3 separate regions of the Homo sapiens genome follow, and all the other regions are linked to region 3. Evidence: chromatin contacts called from ENCODE Hi-C or POLR2A ChIA-PET data. All regions are on one chromosome and are shown on one strand. Each heading gives the region's core, a stretch centred on a gene start or an enhancer-like site at or near the end of the contact. The rest is flanking DNA. Distances are from core to core; before and after follow the strand shown. Region 1 overlaps LINC01344 (long intergenic non-protein coding RNA 1344). Region 2 overlaps LINC01344 (long intergenic non-protein coding RNA 1344). Region 3 has its middle 83 kb from the start of ZNF648.

Evidence for each region. A loop is a pair of places that touch in the nucleus more often than their neighbours do. ChIA-PET counts read pairs that join two places held with the same protein, here RNA polymerase II (POLR2A). Pooled maps may share reads with other maps.
Region 1: a loop to region 3 is called in a pooled map, with 2.3 times the contacts of the local background. The contact joins two enhancer-like sites. A Hi-C loop is called at or near these places in 4 of 168 maps with a recorded cell type or tissue (Caco-2, HepG2, PC-9 and 1 more), 6 of 37 single-sample maps with no recorded cell type and 11 of 50 pooled maps. POLR2A ChIA-PET finds 5 or more read pairs at or near these places in 4 of 52 experiments (MCF 10A, activated CD8-positive, alpha-beta memory T cell and activated naive CD4-positive, alpha-beta T cell).
Region 2: a loop to region 3 is called in a map of K562, with 10 times the contacts of the local background. The contact joins two enhancer-like sites. A Hi-C loop is called at or near these places in 7 of 168 maps with a recorded cell type or tissue (Caco-2, HepG2, K562 and 3 more), 15 of 37 single-sample maps with no recorded cell type and 13 of 50 pooled maps. POLR2A ChIA-PET finds 5 or more read pairs at or near these places in 5 of 52 experiments (CD4-positive, alpha-beta T cell, MCF 10A, activated CD8-positive, alpha-beta memory T cell and 1 more).

What each region holds. Positions count from the first base shown.
Region 1 is chr1:182,228,955-182,231,654 of GRCh38, reverse strand. All of the region lies in intron 2 of LINC01344 (long intergenic non-protein coding RNA 1344), which reads left to right. Among named protein-coding and RNA genes, the nearest start is that of LINC01344, 84 kb to the left of the region's middle. RefSeq lists an enhancer at 1,195-1,767. Within about 2 kb of position 1,304, at least 2 of the 41 ENCODE cell types and tissues checked have a DNase peak (open chromatin) inside an H3K27ac peak, as active enhancers do.
Region 2 is chr1:182,258,082-182,260,781 of GRCh38, reverse strand. All of the region lies in intron 2 of LINC01344 (long intergenic non-protein coding RNA 1344), which reads left to right. Among named protein-coding and RNA genes, the nearest start is that of LINC01344, 55 kb to the left of the region's middle. Within about 2 kb of position 1,386, at least 23 of the 41 ENCODE cell types and tissues checked have a DNase peak (open chromatin) inside an H3K27ac peak, as active enhancers do.
Region 3 is chr1:182,142,888-182,145,587 of GRCh38, reverse strand. No RefSeq gene overlaps it. Among named protein-coding and RNA genes, the nearest start is that of ZNF648, 83 kb to the right of the region's middle. RefSeq lists enhancers at 693-1,360, 1,361-2,029 and a silencer at 2,038-2,214. Within about 2 kb of position 1,312, at least 28 of the 41 ENCODE cell types and tissues checked have a DNase peak (open chromatin) inside an H3K27ac peak, as active enhancers do.

The sequences.
Region 1 (2,700 bases), core at 55-2,554, 86 kb before region 3:
GTCAAGTGCATATTTTGGATGAATTCTTTGTTGCTCAAAACTGAGGAATCAAGCAGAGTGGGACAACTCATTGTTCCTTAATCTCTTAATGCTACTATTTGGGTAGAGAGGAACTCTTGTCTTAATCCCCGATACATCAGTGTAGTTTGAAGCACTCGCAATCCAGTGACGAAGAAGATGGGCACAGTTCCTGCTGCCTTGGATGCTTCAGTCTGAGAGGTCGATGGTACCGTGCCTGCTTTCTTCTTTAGGATGAATGTTTCATGGGAAGCTTATCTAGATTATTCACTCTCCTCCTACTCCCCTACCTGTATCCTCCACCCACGCTCCCAATTTACAAAAAAAATTTTTTTAACTGAATTTTTATTTTAGATAATTGCCAATTAATGTGCAGATGTAAGAAATATTATAGAGAGATCCTTTGTATCACTTATCCAGTTTCCTCCCGTGGTAACATCTTGCAAAATTATAGAATAATATCACAACCAGGATATTGACATTGGCACAGTCAAGATACAGAACAGGCCAGGCACAGTGGCTCATGCCTGTAATCCTGGCACTTTGGGAGGCTGAGGTGGGAGGATGGCTTGAGCCCAGGAGGTCGAGGCTGCAGTGAGCCATGATTGCACCACTGCACCCAGGCTGGGTGACACGGCAAGACTTCGTTTCAAAAAAAAAAAAAAGAAAGAAGAAAAGATACAGAACATTTCCATCACTACAAAGATACCTCATATTGCCCTTTTATACCCACCTCCACCTCCCCTCTCACCACTCCATCCCTGATCCCTGGCAACCACTAATTTGTTTTCTATTTCTATAATTTTGTCATTTCAGGAATATTGCATTAGCAGAATCATACATCACGTGATGTTTTGGAATTGATTTTTTTTTTTTTACTCTGCATAATTTCCCAATTCTCTGGAGATTCATTGAAGTTGTTCTGTTTCTCGCTGAATAGTATTCCCTGGTATGGATATACATGTGTTCTTCCTTAATTTGGATACCATACTTGTATGAATACAGCTAAAGACTGCAAAGACCCTTTGGCAGGCCCTGTCCTTGATTCCTTGTTTTTCTGTGAGTTAATATTCCCAGGTTCTTTTCAGGTGAATACTGACATTTACATAAATATGCATCAAATTTTGTCTTGCTAGCTTCAGCCTGCCAGATACTTCTGCCACTTGAGTCTGTCACTTAACACATTAGGCACCTCTCCCAGTTTTGTGTCATCTGTGAGTGATAACATGCACTCTCAGAACAAATTTGATATGCAAGTATTGAAGAGGACAGGACACAGGCACAACTCGCCTTCAGTCTAGCATAGTACACTTAAGCCTCTTTGGGCTTAGCTGCTTAGTGAGTTAGGAAGCCACCTGTGTTCCCACATCTTGCCCATGAGACTACTGTGAGAGCTTGGGAAAAATGTTTTGCTCAGATCCAGCTATGCTACATTACCTGTTTGGTAATTCCATCAAAAAAGAAAATAGAGGCTTGATGGCAATTGCTCTTAATGATCTCCAGCTGGTTTCTAGCATTGTGGTGCCTGTTTGTAATATTACACCATCTGCCTCAAGCACTTAGCCTGGCCTTTTTCTTAGACTTCCTGCTCTGAACACAACCGAAACAATTATCTTTGTTGTCCTTAGGATTTTTACAAATCTCAGCTTTTTCTGAAACCGTTATTTGGAGGTCTTTGTTGTATCTCTTGTGCTTTCTTTTAAAATCCGAGTGCCCTGGACAGCCAAATTGTTAATTTCTCCATATTATTTTCTGCATGTACACACACACATACACACAAAGAAGATTGAATTATTTATGTTTATATTAACAAAACATTAATTTTTACAATCTTCTAAGCCCCTTGAGATATCTTATCTTTTGGAGTTATTGGCCACAGGATCATTCATTTTTGGTTTATTTTTTATGAAATCCACTTTTCTAAAGTTGAATATGTGACTAGTACTTCCTGGAATTCTCTTTCTTAACTACTAGGCTGGTGCAAAAAAAACCCCGCAATTACTTTTGCATCAACCTAATATATGGTCTTTAAAACAGCATGGCTACCCTTCACCGCTCTCAAGATGCCTAGTTAAGAAGTGAGCGTTGGAGTCAGATAAATCTAGGTTGGGCTTTTGGGTTCTTTATCACTAGCTATGTAACCTCTTTAACCCTCGGTTTCCTCATCTGTAAAATGTGGATAGTTTCATAGAATTGGGAGGATTAAAAAAGGTAATTCTCTGCACATAGTGAGTACTCAATAAATGTTAGCTTTTATAATTATTTAAAGTATTTATTACTGTGATCAAACATGTTAAGTGCTCAATAAGTGTAAGCTATTGTTATTTTATTTATTTTTATTTATTTATTTTGAGACTTGAGTCTCGCTCTATTCCCCAGGCTGGAGTGCACTGCCGTGATCTTGGCTCACTACAATCTTGGCCTCTCAGGCTCAAGTGATCTTCCCACCTCAGGCTCCTGAGTAGCTGGGACCACAGGCATATGCCACCATACCTGGCTAATTTTGGTAATTTTAGAAGAGATGGGGTTTCACCATGTTACCCAGGCTGGTCTGGAACTCCTAGGCTCAAGTGATCTGCCTGCCTTGGCCTCCCAAAGTGCTGGGATTATAGGCATGAGTCACTGTGCCCAGCCAAAATTTTTTTATTTATTTTACTTATTTATTTACTTATTTTTGAGACG
Region 2 (2,700 bases), core at 137-2,636, 120 kb before region 3:
TTGTAGTCTCCATAGGCCCTTAGCTCATGGGTCATTTCAGATGTGGCAAAGTCACTTCAGGCTGACCACAGCTCTCTGGTTCCCTCTATCCTTGGGCTGCATGAGCATTTGAGGCTTTGAGGAGAAGATACACAGGCCAGGGACCTTGTCAGGTAACGTCGACCACCCTGCTCCTTGTGCAAGCTGCCATCTTTTTTAAAAAAAATCTGTCATCAGTGAGTACAGAAAAATAAAATGTCAGCACTTCATATGGGTATATGACTGGGGATGGGGCAGGGGAGATTCACTTATGGATTAATAAAGATAGTGAACAAAGAAAGGGGACAGAGATTATTCTATGGTAATAAAGTAATTTATATCTGTTTTGCTATAAAATAACTATTTTTCTCTAAATCTAATGTTAATGTCAGCCAAAATCACCTCTATTCATTTATTCAATCATCAAGGGATATTTATAATCTCTTGAGTGTCAGTTTGGTACCAAGCACTTTTCTGGGCACTGGGATACATTATTGAACATGACAAGCTTCTCAGCCCTTCAGGACAGTTTGGAACATCTGGCTGTGGTGACCACAGTCTGTCAATGTTCCCTACTGTGCTGAACCTGGTGATTTCCTCTTGAGTATAAGACAATACCACTCAATGAACTGGACAGAGACTTCATGAAAGAGGACCCAGGTGAATGCAGGGAAAGAACTGGGATGTTGGTTTTGACTGGTGCAAACTTCTGCCATTTTAGTGTACAACTGAAAGGGCTGCACATTCCTTTGGCTAATTCCACAATGACACGACCTCTTCCTCTTCCAACCCGCTGTGAATCCTCTTTGCAAATTTTACACGGGCTTACATGTTAATTTTTCAAACCATCACCCCTTTCTTCTATTCCCTTTCCTCCAAAACAAATCCACAAAAACAAAGGAAAAAAAGCTCTAAAACAAGAAAGTGGAGGGTATATTTCCTTTTCATTATTTTGCCTTTTCATGCCCTTCACATCTGGCCTCTGCCACAACTGGTAGCAGAAATGCTAACCTATCATGAGAAAGGCTTTTCTGGGGGAGTGTGCCCCTGGCAGCAGCGACAGCAGTGGCAGGAAGTACAGGAAACCTCATGAGATGGCCTGTTCTTGAACACTTGCCAGCCTGCTTCTGCAGACTCATGAGGTTAAGAGAAACATGCAAGCTATCAGGGAGGTTATTGGGACAGAGCCCCAGTTGTCGATTGTTTGAGGTTCACTCATAACTGGCAAAATGACCACAGGGCACAACCACAAGAGTTCCAGTCATAGCCTGTGGCCCTGGTGCTACGTGTTGAGATGCTTCTGATGTTAAGCCCCCAGGAAGGCTTCTGGTTTGAAGCACCCAGGAAGCCCAGCAGTTAATGTTGGCAACAAAAGGCAGTTAAGTGAGGCTGGCTCTGCTAGTGCTGTGACACGTGGGCTCATGGTAAGACACTGTAACTGAAGCCTTGCAAGGTCATGTGAGAGGGGAGGGAGGCATGATAACCCCTCCCTGTTTTTATGAGGCAAGAAGGTGGCTGATTCTGAGGGAAAAGGGAAGAAGTCTGGGTCATAGACCAGAGTTAACCTCCGTGGAAGACTCAGGATGGGTCCCTGTGATTACTGTTTTGCATTTCTGGACAATTTAACTAACTGGTCACACGTGAATATAAGCTCTGAGATAAAGACACTGGGCCCAAGTCACCAAACTTCCAAAAGTTTCATCACTTATTATTTTTATTTTTATTATATTTTTGAGATGGAGTCTCACTCTGTTGCCCAGGCTGAAGTACAGTGGTCACGATCTTGGCTCACTGCAACCTCCACCTCCTGGGTTCAAGCAATTCTGCTGCCTCAGCCTCCTGAATAGCTGGGATTACAGGCTAATTTTTGTATTTTTAGGAGAGATGGGGTTTCACTATGTTGGCCAGGCTGGCCTTGAACTCCTGACCTCGGGTGATCCACCTGCATTGGCCCAAAGTGCTGGGATTACCGGTGTAGTCCCAAAGTGTTGGGATTACAGGCATGAGCCACCATGTCCAACATTCATCACTTATTTTTTTTATATTTATTAATTTATTTATTTTGAGATGGTGTCTAGCTCTGTCTCCCAGGCTGGAGTGCAGTGGCACGATCTCGGCTCACTGCAACTTCCGCCTCCCAGGTTCAAGAGATTCCCTGCCTAAGCCTCCCAAGTAGCTGGGATTACAGGCGGCCGCCACCATGCCCAGCTAATTTTTATATTTTTAGTAGAGACAGAGTTTCACTGTGTTGGCCAGGCTGGTCTCGAACTCCTGACCTCATGATCAGCCTGCCTCAGCCTCCCAAAGTGCTGGGATTACAAGCGTGAGCCACTGTGCCCGGCCTCATCACTTATTATTAAGAAATGGAAAGACAGAAAGAGAGGGAAGGAAGAAACGAAAGAAGAAGGGGAAGAAGGAAGGAGAGGAGGGAGGGAGGGAGAGAAGGAAGGAAGGAAGGAAGGAAGGAAGGAAGGAAGGAAGGAAGGAAGGAAAAGAAAGAAATAGAGAAAGAAAAGAAAAGAAAGAGAAAGAAATAAAGAGAAAGAAAGAAAAGAGGAAGGAAGAAAGAAAAAGGGAAGGGAAGGAAGGAAGAAAAAGGGAAGGGGTGGGAAGGGAAGGGGAAGGAAGGAAAAAGAAAGAAAGAAAGAAAATTATTCTGACAAATATTGTTTTCTGAACAGC
Region 3 (2,700 bases), core at 63-2,562:
ATTTTTTATGTTAGTCCCCATGGCACACCCTCTTTGTGAAGTCTCTCCAAATGGAAGCACAAGCTCTCCCGAAGGATCCCACACCCCACAGAGTGATCTCTAGGGTTGCCCATAGCAACAGCTGGTACCATGGAAAAAAGCCTTCCTTTCATCCGTCAGAGCTGGGCAGTAGGACCCTCTCCCAGGACCCCAGGAACAAGGTCTTTTTCTAGCTCTGCTATGGAAACTTGGGTGACACACATCACCTCTTGGAGCCTCAGTTTCCTCATTTACCAAATGAGGCTGATGTGAAGTCATTTTAGAGTCCCACTGAGGACCACTACTGTGATTTTCCTTCACCAACATGAGATACATGTGGCTGGTTTCAGGCTCTTTCCTGAAGCAGATCTTAGTACTGGGGAGGATGGACGGTGATGTCGCCACTGAGAGTGATGAGAGAGAGCAGACCCACCACCAGCTGCCCTCCTGATCCTTGGAAGGCCAGTCTCACATCTCAACATTCCCAGCCACCTTGTTACCAACGCTTGTGGAAAATTTGATTTGGACAGAAGGGACTCCAGCCCCTTTTAAGTATACATATGCACATGCTTTAATTATTAACTGCTTAATGTTGTCATTGAAAATATTTATTTTAATACTACTCTAAAAGAGTGAACATTTTTCACGTATTGACCCACAGCTGATTTCTTATCTGCTGTTACCAAGAACAAGAAAGGAGAGAATAAAGCTGAGGAAGGTGGCAGGCTCGATAAATGTTAGATTGAACTGTTCTTTTTCAGTGCATGCCCTGCCCTTATCACTGATATTGCCATTTTCTACTTTCTTTTTTTTTTTTTTAAAGTGTATTTTGAAGGCAAATAAGAAAAGAGAGCTATGGTGTAGTCTGGAAAACCAGGGTGTTTACCGTTTAGAGGAACCAGAAGTTCATAAGGGCCTGGCTGGACTAAGAAATGACAGCTCAGCACAGGGAAGGGGGGAAAAAAACCAACAGCAGCAGCAGCAGCAATGCAAGAACAAAACATTTTAAGAGATCTGGCCAGAACTGGTCTGTACAAATCCCCAGCTTGGCCTTCCTCCTCCACTCCCCCTGGCTCCCAGGCCTGTTTCCCGGAGTAGTAGCAGCCTTGCCTCCCCTTAAGAAACCTGCCCACAACTCACACTCCCTACATGCCAGTCATGCACACTCGTGTGTGTCACACCCTCTGCTCATCCCCCCACCCACTGAAGTCAGACCATGTGTGAGGGAGGATGAGAAGCCGGGGAAGAGGAAGACAGCTCAGCTGGCTGGCCCTGGCCCCTGAAGAAAACAAGCAGAGGCAGGGAGGGAAACATACTGTTCCCTGCAATCTGATCACCTCCGTGCAAGCCTCTGGGCTACACACCCAGGCCCAGGCCCAGAGGCCACGCTAATGAGACCAGGCAGGAAAAGTGAGCTGGTGACTGTTCCTGGGCAGATTAGAAACACATTGTGGAGAAGTGGGGGCACGGTGAGGGTGTGCAGGGCAGTGTGGTTGAGGCTGGGTGTGGGGCTGGGGCATGCGGGCCCAGAAAGGAGCAGAAGAAGGACTGCTGTCTTTCTGAGCTCTGATTCCAGCTCCTGGGGTGGCCCCCTGGCAGCTGCTGAGGCCTCACAGTGAGAAATCTGGAACAACAAAGGCTCTGGGACAAAAGACTCTCTGGCCAGAGGGGCTGCTGCTTTACAGGGGCCAAAAGCTTCACTTCTGAGGGGCACGTGGGTCCACCAGTGTGGGAGGCTGCAGGCTGAGAGGCAAATGGGGTTTATTGAGGAAAGGGAACAGATGTTTATTGGGCATTTGCTGGGTGCCCCCATTAAGCTAGGCTCTTTTTATGTATTTCACTGTGTTTGAGATCACTGTGAAATCCTCACTGCATCGGAAAATGGGAAGCAAATAGCTTTTTTCTTTTTATTAGGTCAGTGACACCTAGAGTTCGCCCAATATCACATCAGTGCCATTTGTTTGAAAAGTTAACCAGAGGCCAGCTGGGATTTTTGTCACTAGGAAAACAATGTAGCATGCGCTTCTTTAGCTTCCAGTCCAGGCAAGGACCTTCGGGGGTGTGAGGATGGAAGTATGTCTTCATGCTTTCTCCTGTGAGCCGCCAACCCACAGAACTGCTGGACCCTCAGCCCTTCAAATCCATCCTCCGGGAAGGTGCCTCTCAAACCTGCAGGGCCACCGCTGAAGTTCTCCCACGGACTCTACTCTAGCGCCCTCTGGTGGCCACCACTGCCAAGCCTGGTTGACTTGACTGGGAATTTCTGGTTAATAGCAGCTACGTTAATATCACTTAGCCCAGCTTTGTGAAGGTTCACTTGTGCTTTTACTTCACCTCTGATTTCTGCGTTATCATTACTCTTTCCATGTTTCCACAGCCTTTGTCAGTTCTCTGCTGCTTCATCTACGTTATTTTCATGGGGACCTGTGTTATTTTCATGGGAACCCCAAAATCAGGGAGATGTTTTCTTACCAAGATCTTTGTTTTGTACTATATTGCCAGTGGACCAACTTCGTTTTATTGGAATTTTTTTTTTTATTTTCTGGAGGATCTTTCTCCCTTCCTCCCCTTAGGAATTCAGGACACATTTCTGAAAGACTGGTTTTACTATGTGAGAAGCACAATGTTGTATACTATTTGAATTTGAGCTTCCCTTGTCCAGGGACGGAGTGTGGGCATGCC